Linked DNA regions of Homo sapiens: region 2 is linked to region 1. The links are chromatin loops, found by intact Hi-C in ENCODE. Cell type or tissue: heart right ventricle. All regions are shown on one strand. Links, peaks and the distances in the headings refer to the core of each region. The heading gives the core; the rest is flanking DNA. Region 1 has its middle 20 kb from the start of MLLT1. Region 2 overlaps ACSBG2 (acyl-CoA synthetase bubblegum family member 2).

What was found. Hi-C counts contacts between places; a loop is a spot of excess contacts. Peaks named below come from ENCODE experiments on the same cell type or tissue, not always from the same donor. Only the 100,000 strongest peaks of a DNase experiment are listed, where the experiment ranks them.
Region 2: a loop joins it to region 1, with 12 times the contacts of the local background. A loop is called at or near these places in 46 of 110 quality-filtered maps.

The regions. Positions count from the first base shown.
Region 1 is chr19:6,295,892-6,304,221 of GRCh38, reverse strand. No RefSeq gene overlaps it. Among named protein-coding and RNA genes, the nearest start is that of MLLT1, 20 kb to the right of the region's middle. In heart right ventricle, for the core only: a CTCF peak has its summit at 4,265 (motif pointing right); a DNase peak (open chromatin) is centred at 4,257; H3K27me3 peaks cover 126 bases.
Region 2 is chr19:6,162,017-6,170,346 of GRCh38, reverse strand. It overlaps ACSBG2 (acyl-CoA synthetase bubblegum family member 2), which reads right to left. Exons shown (of 15, transcript NM_030924.5): 7 at 4,332-4,481. The region is part of intron 2 of LOC105372255 (a long non-coding RNA gene); the gene reads left to right. Among named protein-coding and RNA genes, the nearest start is that of ACSBG2, 31 kb to the right of the region's middle. In heart right ventricle, for the core only: a CTCF peak has its summit at 4,217 (motif pointing left); a DNase peak (open chromatin) is centred at 4,186; H3K27ac peaks cover 85 bases.

The DNA.
Region 1 (8,330 bases), core at 35-8,034:
CCTCCTCTCTATGAAAAATTTAAAAAAAATTAGCTGGGTGTGGTGGCATGAGCCTGTAGTCCCAGCTACTTGGGAGGCTGAGGTGGAGGATGGCTTGAGTCCAGAAAGTGGAGGTTGTGCCACTGCATTCCAGCCTAGACACATAGTAAGAGGTTCTTATCTGGGGTCCCTGGATGGGTTTCAGCGTCCACAGACCACTTGACATTGTGTGCAAAAGATGGGTGTTTGGGCATACAATCTAGGTGCCTGGAGTGCATCACTTTAGATAAATGAGAATACTCTCATTTTATAGATGTGGCTCAGAGAGGGCAAGTGACTTGCCTAAGGCCACACATCGTGGACTTGAACCCAGTCCGTCCTTTTCCAAAGCTCTTTGCACTACAGTGAGACAGTAGTGGGACTGAACTTGGATTCCTGGTCATCTGCTTCCGAGTCCTTCTTCCTTTCTTGTTCTAGAAGCCAGAGGTTTTTCACTTGTGGCTCCAGGATGGATCATGGTGGTAGGAAGAGGTGGGGTTGAGGATGTCTGTAAACTTGTAAAATCATCTGCAAAATGTTGTGTGTCTTGGTGTATTTGGGGGAGAGGAGCTGTGATTCCGTGACAGCCCCTGAAGAGGTGTTTGACCACCCAAAGAGTTGAGAACCTCAGTTAAAAATCTTCTTGGGGAGGGTGGCTGAGCACAGTGGCTCACGCCTGTAATCCCAGCACCTTGGGAGGCTGAGGTGGGCAGATCTCGAGGTCAGCAGATGGAGACCATCCTGGCTAACGTGGTGAAACCCCATCTCTACTAAAAATATAAAAAATGAGGCAGGCATGGTGGCCGGCGCCTGTAGTTCCAGCTACTCAGGAGGCTGAGGCAGGGGAATGGCGTGAACCTGGGAGGCAGAGCTTGCAGTGAGCCGAGATCACCCCACTGCACTCCAGCCTGGGCGATACAGCGAGACTGCGTCTCAAAAAAAAAAAAAAATTAGCCAGGCTTGGTGGCACGTGCCTGTAGTCCCAGCTACTCGGGAGGCTGAGGCAGGAAAACTGCTTGAACCCGGGAGACAGAGGTTGCAGTGAGCCAAGATTGCGCCACTGCACTCCAGCCTGGGCAACAGAGCAAGACTCTGTCTCAAAAAAAAAAAAAAAAAGAATCAACAAACAAAATCTTCTGAGGGAGGAGGATAGAGAAGCGCCTGCCTCCTCCCCTGACCCCGTGGCTCTTCCTCTTCTTTGCCAGCTTATGTGGCCCGAGTGCAAAATCATTTAAAAAAAAATCCCGCTCTATCCCCAGTATCTGTCCTCTGGCTCCTGCTGGCCCCTCCTCACAGCCTCCTCTTGGGGCATGAACGTAGCCGATGAGCAAGAGGCCTGGGTAACCTCTGCCTCCCGGTTCAAGCGAGTCTTGTGCCTCAGCCTCCTGAGTAGCTGGGATTACAGGCACGTGCCACCACGCCTGGCTAATTTTTGTATTTTCAGTAGAGACGGGGTTTCACCATATTGGCCAGGGTGGTCTCGAACTCCTGACCTCATGATCTGCCCACCTCGGCCTCCCAATCCAGTCTGTAACTCTTTTTTTTTTTTTTTTTTTGAGACGCAATCTCACTTTGTAGCCCAGGCTGGAGTGCAGTGGCGTGATCTCGGTTCACTGCAAGCTCCACCTCCCGGGTTCACGCTATTCTCCTGCCTCAGCCTCCTATGTAGCTGGGACTACAGGCGCCCGCCACCACGCCCGACTAATTTTTTGTATTTTTAGTAGAGACAGGTTTCACCGTGTTAGCCAGATGGTCTCGATCTACTGACCTAGTGATCCACCTGCCTCGGCCTCCCAAAGTGCTGGGATTACAGGCGTGAGCCACCGTGCCCAGCCTCCAGTCTATAATTCTAACAAGCTACATGACCCTTGCACATCCTAGTCTCCATCAGGGAAGGTCTCTTGGTGACAAAGGACAAAATATTCAACCCCAACTGCCTGAAATCACAAATGGACAATCAGCATATATACTTTTTTTTTTTTTTGAGACAGGATCTCTGTTGCCTAGACTGGAGTGCAGTGGTGCGATCTTGGCTCACTGCAACCTCCACCTCCTGGGTTCAAGCAATTCTCATGCCTCAGCCCCCGAAGCAGCTGGGATGACAGGCACCCACCACCATACCCGGGTAATTTTTGTATTTTTAATAGAGACAGGGTTTTACCATGTTGGCCAGGCTGGTTTTGAACTCCTGACCTCAGGTGATCCGCTTAATCAGGAAGGTCTGTTGGTGAAAAAGGACAAAATATTCAACCCCAACTGACTGAAATCACAAACGGACAATCAGCAATATGTACTTTTGTTTGTTTATTTGAGACAGAGTCTTGCTCTGTCACCCAGGCTGGAGTGCAGTGGCACAATCTCGGCTCACTGCAACCTCTACCTTCTGGGTTCAAACAATTCTTCTGCCTCAGCCTCCTAAGTAGCTGGGACTGCAGGTGCATGCAAGCATGCCAGCTAATTTTTGTATTTTTAGTAGAGGTGGGGTTTAACCATGTTGCCCAGGCTGATCTGGAACTCCTGAGCTCAGGTGATCTGCCCACCTCAGCCTCCCAAAGTGCTGGGATTATAGGCGTGAGCCACTGTGCCTGGCCAGCATATCTACTTTTGAAGTTCAGCCCCAGGCTGCAGACCTGGCTGGGTCCAGGCTTCAAATGATGTCACCAGGGCCAGGCTCTCTTCGTCCCTCTGGCTGGCTTCATGGGTGGGAGCGGCCACCAGGAGGGCTAGGCTGCCTTCTTTCCAAGTTTAAAAGTGAACTCAAAAGCTCCAAGCACAGGCTGGGCTTGGTGGCTCATGCCTGTAATCCCAGTGTTTTGGGAGACCGAGGTGAGAGGATTTTTTGAGACCAGCCTGGGCAACATAGCGAGAACCTGTCTCTACAAACAAATTAAGAATTAGCCAAGCATGGTGGTGTACACCTGTGGTCTTAGCTACTTGGGAGGCTGAGGCAGGAGGATCGCTTCATGAGCCAGGGAGGTTGAGGCTGCAGTGAGCCATGATCACACCACTGCACTCCAGCCTGAGTGACAGAGTGAGACCCTGTCTGAAAAAAAAAAAAAAAAAAGAAAAAGAAAAAAGGGCTGGAGCAGTGGCTCACGCTTGTAATCCTAGCACTTTGAAAGGCCAAGGTGAGTAGATTGCCTGAGATAAGGAGTTCGAGACCAGCCTGGGCAACATAGTGAAACCCCATCTCTACTAAAATACAAAAAATTAGCTGGGCATGGTGTCACACACTTGTGATTCCAGCTACTCGGGAGACTAGGGCAGAAGAATCGCTTGAACCCAATTGGCGGAGGTTGCAGTAAGCTGAGATTGTACCACTGCCCTCCAAACTGGACGACAGAGTGAAACTGTCTCAAAAAAAAAAATGCTGGGTGCAGTGGGCTTATGCCTATAATCCCAGCACTTTGGGAGGACAAAGCGGGCAGACCACCTGAGGTCAAGAGTTCGAGACCAGTCTGGCCAACATGGTGAAACCCTGTCTCCACTAAAAATACAAAAAATTAGCCGGGTGTGGTGGCACACACTTGTAATCCCAGCTATTCAGGAGGCTGAGGCAGGAGAATCACTTGAACCCAGGAGGCAGAGGTTGCAGTGAGCTGAGATCACGCCACTGCATTCCAGCCTGGGTGACAAGAGCAAAACTCTGTCAAAATAATAATAATAATAATAATAATAATAATAATAATAATAATAGCAGCTCCAGGCACACATGAAGATGCTCAATATCATTGTTGTTAGGGAAATGAAAATCACTGGTCAGGCACAGTGGCTCACAACTGTATTCACCACACTTTGGGAGGTCAAGGTTGGCGGATCACCTGAGGTTAGGAGTGCAAAACCAGCCTGGCCAACATGGTGAAACCCCATCTCTACTAAGAATACAAAGTTTAGCCGGGCATGGTGGTGGGCACCTGTAATCCCAGCTACTCGGGAGGCTGAGGCAGGAGAATCGCTTGAACCCAGGAGGCGGAGGTTGCAGTGAGCCGAGATCACACCACTGCACTCCAGACTGGGCGACAGAGCCAGACTCCATCTCAAAAAAATATATACTTATGTATGTGTATTGCAACAGGTGGCTGTGTGTGTACTTTTGTGGCAGGCAGCAAACTGGGAGCTTACAGGAAACAGGTTGGAGGCCAAAAGGAATTCCAAAAAGTACCCAAAAGAGGGCTGGACCGTCTACTAGGCAAAATAAAAAGGGAACACTCAACGTTGTTCCCGGGGTGCAAATAAAGTGAACCACTAGAGGGCGGTAGAGACTTAACGTATTAACAGTAACAGTTCCGTTATGGACCAAAAGCAAGACCAGAACATCCAAAATGTTACTTTCTTTGGAGTTCAAGACCAGCCTGGGCAACATAGGGAGACCCTATCTCTACAAAAAAAAATTTTAAAAATTAGCTGGATGTGGTGGCACATGCCTGTGGTCCCAGCTACTGGGGAGGCTGAGGTGGGAGGATTGCTTGAGCCCGGGAGGTTGAGGCTGCAGTGAGCTATGATTGCGCCATTGCACTCTAGCCTGGGTGACTAGATTTAAAAATCTAGGCTGGGCGTGGTGGCTCACGCCTGTAATCCCAGCACTTTGGGAGGCCGAGGCGGGAGGATCACGAGGTCAGGAGATCAAGACCATTCTGGCTAACATGGTGAAACCCCATCTCTACTAAAAATACAAAAAATTAGCTGGGCGTAGTGGCGGGCGCCTGTAGTTCCAGCTACTCGGGAAGCTGAGGCAAGACAATGGCGTGAACCTGGGAGGTGGAGCTTGCAGTGAGCCGAGATCGCGCCACTGCACTCCAGCCTGGGTGACAGAGCGAGACTCCGTCTCAAAAAAAAAAAAAAATCTAAAAAGTTGAAGGGCTACAAGTACAGTTTGTCACATGCATATATTGCATAATGGTGGTCTTGGCTTTTCGTGTATCCATCACCTGAATAATATACTTTGTATCTGTTATACAATTTTTCATCACTTTCTCTCCTTCCATCCACCCCCCCCGCCCACCCAATGTCTATCATTCTACACTCTACACCCATGTGTACACATTATTTAGATACCACTTATAAGTGAGAATGTATAGCATTTGACTTTCTTTCATCCATCTCCAGAACTTTCTCATCTTCCCAGCATGAAACTGTCCCCATGAAACACTCACTCCCCAGCACCCTCCCCTGCTCCTGGCATCCACCAGCCTATTTTCTGTTTCTATGAATCTGTTGACTTGAGGGACCTCTGTTGACTCCTAGGAGAGGAGTGGAATCACACAGGATTTGTCCTTTTGTGTCTGGCTTATTTCACTTAGCATAATGTCTTCAGGGTTCATAGATACAAGGTCTTGCTCTATTACCCAGCCTGGAGTGCAGTGGTGCCATTGCAGAATTCTTGGGATGGTGTCACTTTTCTGGCTGTAAACCTCTGTGGCTGGTGGCATCTTTGCCTGAGTTTTGCTCAGGCCCACTGGGCTCATTCTGCCCACTTGACCTGGCAGGCTACACTCGGCTCTTGCTACCAGCCTGGATCCCACACCTGCCAAGGGTGTGCCAGGTGTGGAGTGGCAAGGGGTGTGTGTTCAAGCAAGCATGGGGTCTAGCCCCTGTGCACAGTCAGACACACCGGCTGCTGCAGCAGGGTGAGCAGCTCCAGGTGCCGGCATGGGCACTGGCTCTCTGCAAGGCTGCGGCTTGGCCAGGTGCACCACAAGTAGCGTCCATGGCTGCCACCAGGGACCATGGTGGAGCCCAGAAGCTTGGAGACTCCAAGCTTCATGCTGGGCCTCAAAGAGGGAGTCACTGCCCTGGCTCAGGGAGCTCCCAGGTCTAGGCTTTCTGAAGGGCTGGAGCTCTTCTCTCCTTCTCATTACCATCAACACGGCAAGCAAGGGGCGTGTTTCAGCCCTGTTTGTGTTATAGCTCTTCCAGTCCTGCCATTCGGCAGGTCCCAAGCTCTTGTCCTGCGCCCAAGAAGAATGAGGTACACGGACAAGTGGAGGGTGAGCAAGGTGAAGAGGAGCTTTATTGAGCAACAGAATAGCTCAGAAAAAAAAAAAAAAAGGCCCTGGAGTGGGTAGATCCTCTCTGTAGCTAGTCGTCATGTCAAGTGCTCAGCTCTCAGCAGAGAGGAGGCCCTGGAGTGGGTTGCTTCTCTTTGCAGCTGGTCATCCCTATATCTGTCTAGCTATGGCTGAGCCCAGGGCTTTGATGGGCCTCAGAGGGGAGGAAGTCCATGCTGATTGGTCCATGGGCAGCCTGGAAAAGGCACCACAAGTTCCCACTCTGGTCTGTGGGACTGGCAGCCTGGCCCCCAGGCTTCAGGGCCTCCCTGGCTTGAAGGTGGGACCTCACCGGGGATCCACCCCCTTCCACCCAGGAACCTGTCTGCCTCCTGCTGCTGTTCGTGGTGATGAGGCTATAGATGCCAAGGGGCACCTGCAGGTCAGCACCAAGCTGCCCTCAACCCCTCCCTCAGCTTCCTTCCTATGCTCATCAGCACCCAAGGTCCAGAGGGGGCTGAGGCAGCAGGGGACTGGAGTGTCACCACTGCCCCAAGCATGTGCACACCCAGCTGGGCTGTGACAGTGCCTGGGCTTGGCCCCAACTTTGCTCTGAGACTGGAATGGGTGCCAACAGCAGGGAGAAGCCAGGCAGTGGGAGCAGGCATTTCCAAGCCTGCGAGGGCAGGGAAACCTTCCTGGGACCCCAAGAGTGCAGGGATGCCTGGGTACACAGCCTCTGTTTGGGTGGCTGCAGCTGCATTGGGGGTGTGTGCGACTCCTGTTTACTCTGTGGAGTGGGAGGCCCGGCTCTGCAGCTGTGGTTTGGGCAGCTGCAGCTGCACCTGGAGAGATCTCATCCCAACTCAGGAGGGGCGGGACTCCTGCTTGGCCCTGCCACAGCCATCAAACTCCCCTCTGAAGAGGTACGTCTAACTGCTGTTAGGGTAGGGATGATGACTATTCTTTTTTTTTTTTTTTCGGAGTTTCACTCTTGTTGCCCAGGCTGAAGTGCAGTGGTGCAATCTTGGCTCACTGCAATCTCTGCCTCCCGGGTTCAAGCAACTCTCCCACCTCAGCTACCCAAGTAGCTGGGACTACAGGCGCGTGACACCACACCCGGTTAATTTTTGTATTTTTAGTAGAGACGGGGAATCACCATGTTGGCCAAGCTGGTCTTGAATTCCTGACCTCGTGATCCACCTGCCTCGGCCTCCCAAAGTGCTGGGATTACAGGCGTGAGCCACCGAGCCTGGCTGGATGATGGTCATTCTTAACTGCTTCATGCTGACAGGGGGCATTGTTTTCAGAAAAATGGCAGTCAGATTTTCCCTCGGGGGCCTATCTAAGGGCTCCCAGTAAAAGGGAGTCATCGTCTGAGGCTCCATTTGCATCACCATTTGGAGTTTGACAGTCTGTCCCTTTAGTTTCTTCTGAGCTGCAGTCAGAGATCACTGATTGGTTCACTCCTACAAATGTCAAAAGCTACAATAGCTGGAAAGAAAAGCTTCCTTGATTCTGAAAAACAAAACAAGGGATCAGCAATGTTCCAAGCAAAAAATCAAGAATGATTACTTTGGTCTTCCATTAGTTCAATTCACCCAGTCAACTCCTGTTCACAATCTCCAAAGTTATCAGAAACCTGCACTTGAGGTCTATAATCCACCCTTTGAAGAAGATCAAAACAAGACAACAGCCGGGCGTGGTGGCTCACGCCTGTAATCCCAGCACTTTGGGAGGCTAAGGTGGGCGGATCATGAGGTCAGGAGATTGAGACCATCCTGGCTAACACGGTGAAACCCCGTCTCTACTAAAAATACAAAAAATTAGCCAGGCATGGTGGCGGACGCCTGTAGTCCCACCTACTCGGGAGAGGGAGGCAGGAGAATGGCGTGAACCCGGGAGGCGGAGCTTGCAGTGAGCCAAGATCACGCCACTGCACTCCAGCCTGGGCAACAGAGCGAGACTCCATCTCAAAAACAAACAAACATAAAAAACAAGACAACAATTGCCTATGAATGTCAAAATGTCCTAGGGTAGTCACAGTCAAAATCATGATTGACAAAGAAATTTGGTAACCACTGTGGTCTACAATAACCTAACATAATAACCCTAATTATGATTCATAACACTTTCTCAGACGTCAGAACTTTAGAAATCCCATACAATTTTGGAATACACATTAACATTATTCACTGAAATGCAACCCACCGGAGACCAAACACCACCTTATTTTGGCAATCCTATGTAGCTAAACATGTCAAATCATCCTGTCTACTTCTTCCCTGGACACTCCAGGGATCCTCTGTAGCATCCAAAAGCTAG
Region 2 (8,330 bases), core at 222-8,221, 130 kb after region 1:
AGCCATATGATCATCTCAATGGCTGCAGAAAAAGCATTTGACAAAATCCAACATTCTTTATGATAAGAACCCTCAACAAACTAGGCATCAAGGAATATACCCCAAAATAATAAGAGCTGTCTATGACAAACCTGCAGCAAACATCATACTGAAGGGGAAAAGTTGGAAGCATTCCCTCTAAGAACTGAAACAAGACAAGGATATCCACTTTCACCACTGCTATTCAACATAGTACTAGAAGTCCTAGCCAGAGCAATCAGGCACAAGCAAGAAATAAAAGATGTATGAATAGGAAAATAGGAACAGAGGAAGTCAAATTATCTCTGTTCACCAATGATATGATTCTACATCTAGAAAACCCTAAAGATTCCTCCAAAACACTCCTAGATAAATGACTTCAATAAAGTTTCAGGATACAAAATCAATGTACAAAAATCAGTAGCATTTCTATATACCAATATTCTTAAAGTTGAAAACCAAATCAAGAATTCAATCCCATTTACAGTAGCTACACAAAAAATAAAATACCCACAGACACATTTAACCAAGGAGATGAAAGACTTCTACGAGAATAACTTTTCAAAACATTGATGAAAGAAATCACAGATGACACAAATGGAAAAGCATTCCATGCTCATTGACAGGAAGAATCAACATTGTTAACATGACCATACTGCCCAAAGCAATCTACAGATTCATCACAATTCCTATCAAATTACCAATATGATTTTTCACATAATTATATAAAACAATTCTAAAATTTATATGGAACCAGAAAGCCCAAATAGAGCAATCCTAAGCAAAAAGAACACAGCTAGAGGCATCACATTATCTGACTTCAAATTATACTACAAGGCTATAGTAACTAAAACAGCATGGTACTGGTACAAAAATAGGCACAGAGATCAATGGAACAGAATAGAGAACTCAAAAATTAAGCCACACACAACCAACTGATTTTTGACAAAGTCAACAAAAATAAACAATGGGGAAGGACATCCTATTCACTAAGTGGTGCTGGGAAAACTGGCTAGCCATGTGCAGAAGAATGAAGAAACTAGAAGAAAACCTAGGAAAAATTCTTCTGGACATTGGGCTAGGCAGAGAATTTATGACTAAGACCACAAAAACAAATACAACAAAACCAAACATGGACAATTGGGACTTAAGAGCTTCTGCACAGCAAAAGAAACAATTAACAGAGTAAAGACAACCTACAGAATAGGAGAAAATATTTGCAACTGTGCATCAATTAAAGGACTAATATTGGCCAGGCGCCATGGCTCACGCCTGTAATTCCAACACTTTGGGAGGCTGAGGTGGGTGGATCACTTGAAGTCAGGAGTTCGAGACCAGCCTGCCCAACATAGCGAAGCCCCACCTCTTCTAAAAATACAAAAATTAGCCAGGTGTGGTGGTGGGTGCCTGTAATCCCAGCTGCTTGGGAGGCTGAGGCAGGAGAATTGTTTAAACCTGGGAGGTGGACATTGCAGTGTGCCGCGATAGTGTCACTGTACTCCAGCCTGGATGACAGAGCAAGACTCTGTTTCAAAAAAAATAAAAATAAAAAAGGACTAATATTCAGAATCTATAAGGAACTTAATAAGAAAAAAACCAGCCCCTTTAAAAAGTGGGCAGTCTTGCTCCAGGATCTATGCTCATAATGCCTGTGCTAGGAGAATGTCTTACCACACATGCAGCCACTAGGAGCATAAATACTAGCCAGCATAGAGGGGAATATCCTGTTTAATCAGATTTCCCTCATTCATTCATTTCCCAAAAGTGGATTGAGTCCTCCTGCTCATCAGGCACTGCAGTTACAGTAGTGAATAAGACAGAAAACCCCTGACCTCAAGGAGCTGATGTTCCTGATAAACAAATGAGCATATAATATGACAGTGTCAAAATTTTCTAAGGAAGAAAAAAAGTAGCCAAATGGGAATTAGGTAGTAATGGGGTGGTTTATTGTTTGCTATTTCAAACATGGAAGTTAGGGAGGGCTTCACTGAGGAAGTGACACTGAGCAGAGACCCACCCGAAGGAGGGGAGGGAACAAGCTGTGTGGAAAAATACTTCCCACGGAGCTCATGCAAAGACCAAGAGGCAGGACGTGTCTGGTGTGTTGGAGGAACAGCAAGGAGGACCATGTGGCTAGAACAGAGTGAGCAAGGGGGAGAGAGGGAGGAGAGGAGAGGAGAAGGGAGATGGGGCTAGGCTTGCAGTGCCTTGTGGGCCTCAGGAGACTTGGGCTTTTACCTGGAGGGAAGTGGGAGCCATGGAGGGCTGCAGACAGAGGAGGATTGGGACTTGACTCAGGTGCTCACAGGCACTCTCTGGTGGCTGTAGAGAGGATAGACTGGGGGTGGGGGTGAGGGTGGGAGTTGGGTGGGAGGCGGGTAACCGGATGGGGTGGAAGCAACCACACAGGTCCAGGGGAGCGATGATGGAGACTGGGCCAAAAATAATTTTTCTCTATCATGCATCATACAATTGAGTCCAAGGGCTTCTGTAATGTCTGAACTTTTAATTTGTACTCCCGTGATTTATTGCCAAACTTGAAGCCTGCTTTCCTTGTTGTTATAGCAAAATATATTTATGCATCAAATTTTACAGGAAGCCAAGTTTTAATTTACATATAGACCTTAGTCCTGGGCCCGTGATATTGCTCAGACAGACAGTGTGGGAGAGTAAAAACCATAGTTGTAGAAAAATCAGAAAACTTCTAAGAGGCCTTGAGCTAAGATGCAGGAGGAGGAAAGGAGTTCTGCTGAAGGAGACAGTGTTGGCAAAAGATTTGGATTCATGTTAAAATGAGAAATTCAGAGAAGATTTCCAGGGTGTGGATCTAGGATCGGGACCTCCAGACCCAGGGGGATGATCCTAGCTCCACACCTTGCTATACAGCACTAGCTGAGACAGTGTATTAAGGGAGTGGAGGCTGACTTTTGCAATCTTCCATTGCTGACCTTCCATGGGCCAGGCCCTCTGCCAGAATTGGGCCCTCTACTCTCCCCATTTTACAGTTGGGCAAACTGACACACAGTTTGGTGATGTCATATGACCAATGTCACACCAGCTTACATGGTTACTTACAAGTAGCAAAGCCAGGATTCCAACACTGAGGTGGTCAGACACCAGTGTGTGCTGGTAACTATTACCCTAGGCTGAGGGGGGGCAGGGAAGCATTTATAAGAATGCTTTTATAGAAATTCTTCATTTAAAAACCAGCAGGCCAGGTGTGATTGCATGCACCTGTAGACCCAGCTACTTGGGAGGCTGAGGCAGAAGGATCACTTGAGCCTGTTGAGTCTGAAGCTTAAGTGCATGATGATTGTGCCTGTGAGTAGTCACTGCACTCCAGCCTGGGCAACATGGTAAGAACCCATCTCTAAAAACAGTGTAAAAACAGACCAGGTGCTGTGGCTCACGCCTGTAATCCCAACACTTTGGGAGGCCGAGGCAGGCAGATCACTTGAGGTCAGGAGTTTGAGACCAGCCTGGTCAACGTGGTGAAACTCCATCTCTACCCAAAATACAAAAAATTAGTTGGATGTGGTGGCACTGGCTTGTAGTCCCAGATACTCAGGAGGCTGAGGCACGAGAATTGCTTGAACCCAGGAGGCAGTGGTTGCAGTGAGTGGAGTGCCACTGTACTCCAGCCTGGGGCACAGAGCCAGACTCGGTCTCAAAAAGCAAAACAAAACAAAACACACACACAACTGAAAAATAAAGTAGGCTGGGCGTGGTGGCTCATGCCTGTAATCCCAGCACTTTGGGAGGCCAAGGCGGTGGATCACCTGAGGTCAGGAGTTCAAGACCAGCCTGGCCAACTTGGTGAAACCCTGTCTCTAATAAACATACAAAAATTAGCCAGGCATGGTGGCGGGTGCCTGTAATCCCAGCTACCTGGGAGGCTGAGGCAGGAAAATCACTTGAACGGAGGCAGAGGTTGCAGTGAGCCAAGATTGCGCCACTGCACTCCAGCCTGGGCGACAGAGGGAGACCCCATCTCAAAACACACACACACACACACACACACACACACACACACACACACACACACACAACCTTCCTGACTCACACAGAGGAATCATTGTCTGCTGGGTGCATACCCTGCCAGACATTTTTCTGCTTTTGACATGGCCAGCATTCCTTGATCTCAATCACTGCACTCTGCTGCCCCCTAGTGAAGCAACTACGCTACTCTCTAACCCCCAATGGTGAAGGAGCCACACTGCGTACTAGACCCTGGAATGCCACCCTGCCCCTGGAAGCCAACAAGAGAAACAGCCCAAAGGCCACCACTCCAGAGCAAAGGGACTTTGGCGTACGTTGTCATGACTGAGCATCACTCCCTTGGGTATGCCTGTGGTCCCTGAAGTGTAGATGAGCACTGCGCATTGATTCGCCTTCTGGCTCTCGATGACCTGCTCCAGTTGGGTGTCAGGGATACTTCTGCCAAGTTCCATGAAATCATCCCACTGTGGACAGAAAAGACAAGCGGAGGATGAGAAGGCAGTCGGGAGTCCTCTCACCCAGCCAGACCTCGTCCTATCAGCTTTTCCTAAAGAATGATCCTCAGCAGGTGGAAGGGCTTAGGATGTGCCAGTCCTGGCACCTCTTACAAAAGTCCCAAGATCTCTGCTTCCAGTTCTGCCACTTCCTCGCAGCGTCACCAAGCCACTTAAGCTCCCTGTGCCTCAGTTTCCTCATTTGTAAAATGGGAATGATGTCAGGACGCAACTCCTTGGGTTGTTCTAAGCAGTAAGAGAGTTAATATATGCAAAGTGCTCAGAATAGTAGTTGGCAGGTGGTAAGTGTTCTACGGAGTTAGGTATTATTTGTTCGCTGCCTTCCCAAATTCCACTCCCCACTCTACTTCTTAGTCACCAATTGGATGGGGCTGACTTCACCCACAGATCTGGAAGTCAACCCTAATTGGCTCAAACTGTTCTATCAGCCTGGGTTATGGTGATTGGATCAAGTCTGGACATGTGACCTCAAGTGGTCCAATCATAATGAAGATGAAGACTTTACCTGGGAATTCTGAGACACAGACTGTGTATGTGAATGAGTCAAGATGTAGCTCTAGGAGCTGCTGAACCATCTCAGGACTATGTGAGAAAGCAAGGCTGGAGCGGAGCCAAGAAATAGAGAAAGGAAAATAGAGCCTGGGCACATTCTTTGAGCCCCTGGTTCCAGCCATGCCTGAAATCCACGCCCTGAACTGTAGTTGCATGGTCCAACAGATTATCTTTTTGTTTGTTTGTTGCTTAAGCCATTTGGGGTCAGACTTTTGTCACTTACGACCAAAGGCATCCTTATTGATAATTGATGCATTGCCTCACTCTGGCAGGTGAAGAAGCTGAGGCTCAGGGGTGGTAGATTACTTGCCCAAGGCAGATTACTTAAGGCAAGTGAAGAGAGGAGCTAGCATTCAAACCCAAGGTCTGACTCCAGAGCCTGTGCTCTTAACTATGACAGAATTCGGTGCCGCAAAGTGAACTCTTGGGTTGTATCGACTGAGCATCACATGGGATCTGCAGAAATTCTACCATTGAACCCCCAACAAAGCACTGGATGAGGGTGATGCGCTGACTTAAAGATGGAGGCCCCTCGGCCAGGCACGGTGGCTCACACCTGTAATCCCAGCACTGGGAGGCTGAGGTGGGCGGATCACGAGGTCAGGAGTTCAAGACCAACATGGCCAGCATGGTGAAACCCCATCTCTACTAAAAATACAAAAATTAGCCGGGTGTGGTGGCAGGCGCCTGTAATCCCAGCTCCTCAGGATGCTGAGGCAGGAGAATCGCTTGAAATGGGGAGGTGGAGATTGCAGTGAGCCAAGATCACGCCACTGCACTCCAGCCTGGGCAACAGAGTGAAACTCCATCTCAAAAAAAAAAAAAAAAGGCCCCTCAAAGTCCTCTACAGATGGCCAGTGTTGCCTGAAACCTGCCCAGGGTGATGCTGGCTTCATCTGAGCAGGCAAAGCCCTTTGCCCAGATAATCTGTAACAAGGTAGGGCAAGGGTGAGAGGAAGAGCACACACAAGCCCTCTGGGGGAACCTGTCCTTTCTCAGAGATGCCCCTAGGTCTCCCTACAAAGGGTGTTCCTTCAAAGGCCGGTAGAAGACCCCCGGCTTCCACAGCCACAAATGACTGGATTGGGATGGGCACCAGACCCATGCTGGTCCAATCCAATCCCCTGTCTTGGAGATCTGGGTTGGTCCTCAGTCTGTTGGGCACACAGATGCCAAGCATCACAACTGGCACAGTTCATTGTCTTACTCGGCCATTTTCCTTCCCAAATGTCACAGTCCACTTTCTCAGTCTCATTCGTTTTTGCTCATTTCTGGGTCCTAAACTAAATCTTTTTCTTTCTTTCTTTCTTTTTTCTTTTGAGACAAGAGTCTTGCTCTGTCACCCAGGCTGGAGTGCAATGGCGTGATCTCAGCTCACTGCAACCTCCACCTCCCAGGTTCAAGTGATCCTCTTTAGCCTCCCGAGTAGCTTGGACAGGCATGCACCACCACGCCTGGCTGTTTTTTTTTTTTTTTTTTGTATTTTATTTTATTTATTTGTTTATTTGGAGACAGAGTCTTGCTCTGTCGCCCAGGCTGGAGTGCAGTGGCGTGATCTCCGCTCACTGCTCTTGGCTCACTGCAACCTCTGCCTCTTGGGATCAAGTGATTCTCCTCTCTCAGCCTCCTGAGTAGCTGAGACTACAGGTGCGTGCCACCACGCCCGGCTAATTTTTGTATTTTTAGTAGAGGTGGGGTTTCACCATATTGGTCAGGATGGTCTCGAACTCCTGACCTCAGGTTATCCACCCACCTCGGCTTCCCAAAGTGCTGGGATTACAGGCATGAGCCACCACACCCAGCCTTTTTTTTTTTAGATGGAGTCTCGCTCTTTCGCCAGGCTTGAGTGCAGTGGCACTATCTCGGCTCACTGCAACCTCCGCTTCCCGGGTTCAAGTGATTCCCCTGCCTCAGCCTCCTGAGCAGCTGGGACTACAGGCGCATGCCACCATGCCCAGCTAATTTTTTGTATTTTTTAGTAGAGACGGGGTTTCACCATGTTGGCCAGGATGGTCTGTACCTCCTGACCTCATGATCTGCCCGCCTCAGCCTCCCAAAGTGCTGGGATTACAGGTGTGAGCCACTGTGCTTGGGCGATTATTATTATTATTATTATTATTATTATTATTATTATTATTATTTGTATTTTTAGTAGAGACAGGGTTTCTCCATGTTGGCCAGGCTAGTCTCGAACTCTTGACCTCAGGTTATTTGTCCACCTCAGCCTCCCAATTACAGGCATGAGCTACTGTGCCCAGCCTAAACAGAATCTTAAAATGGTAGGTTCTACTCTCCCTTGCAGAGGAGTAGATGCCCTTCTATGTGACTCTCCCCTATAAATTAGCGTCTTCAACCAGGGGTGATACTACTCCACCACCGCCCACCCTCCCCCCACCAGGGTATATTAGGCAGTGTCTGGAGACACTTTTGGTTGTTTCAAGTGGGAGGCAGGGGATATATTCCTGGCATCCAGTGAGTGGAGGCCAGCAATGCAGCTCAACATCCTACAGGGCGTCGGACAGCTCCTTAGAGAATTACCTGCCCCAAATGTCAACAGCAAGGAGGTTGAGAAACCCTGCTGTAAGTGTTATTGCTAACAAAGTAGTCTTTTAAGTTATCCGAGACTTAAGACTGTTGCTGTAGTGGTCACTTTGAACCTCTAAAAAGTTTGTAATTTTTTTTTTTTTTTTTTTTTTGAGACGGAGTCTTGCTCTGTTGCCCAGGCTGGAGTGCAGTGGCGCGATCTCAGCTCACTGCAAGCTCCGCCTCCTGGGTTCACGCCATTCTCCTGTCTCAGCCTCCCGAGTAGCTGGGACTACAGGCGCCCACCACCACGCCTGGATAATTTTTTTGTATTTTCAATAGAGACGGGGTTTCACCGTGTTAGCCAGGATGGTCTCGATCTTCTGACCTCGTGATCCGCCTGCCTCGGCCTCCCAAAGTGCTGGGATTACAGGTGTGAGCCACTGGCGCCCGGCCTTTTTTTTTTTTTTTTTTTGAGACAGAGTCTCACTCTGTTGCCAGGCTGGAGTGCAGTGGTGTGATCTCGGCTCACTGGAACCTCCGCCTCCCGGGTTCAAGCGATTCTCCTGCCTCAACCTCCTGAGTAGCTGGGACTACAGGCACGTACCACCATGCCCAGCTAATTTTTGTATTTTTAGTAGAGACGGTGTTTCACCATGTTGACCAGGATGGTCTCGATCTCCTGAGAAGTCTGCAATTCTAATTGGTTGTCTTAGTCATTGT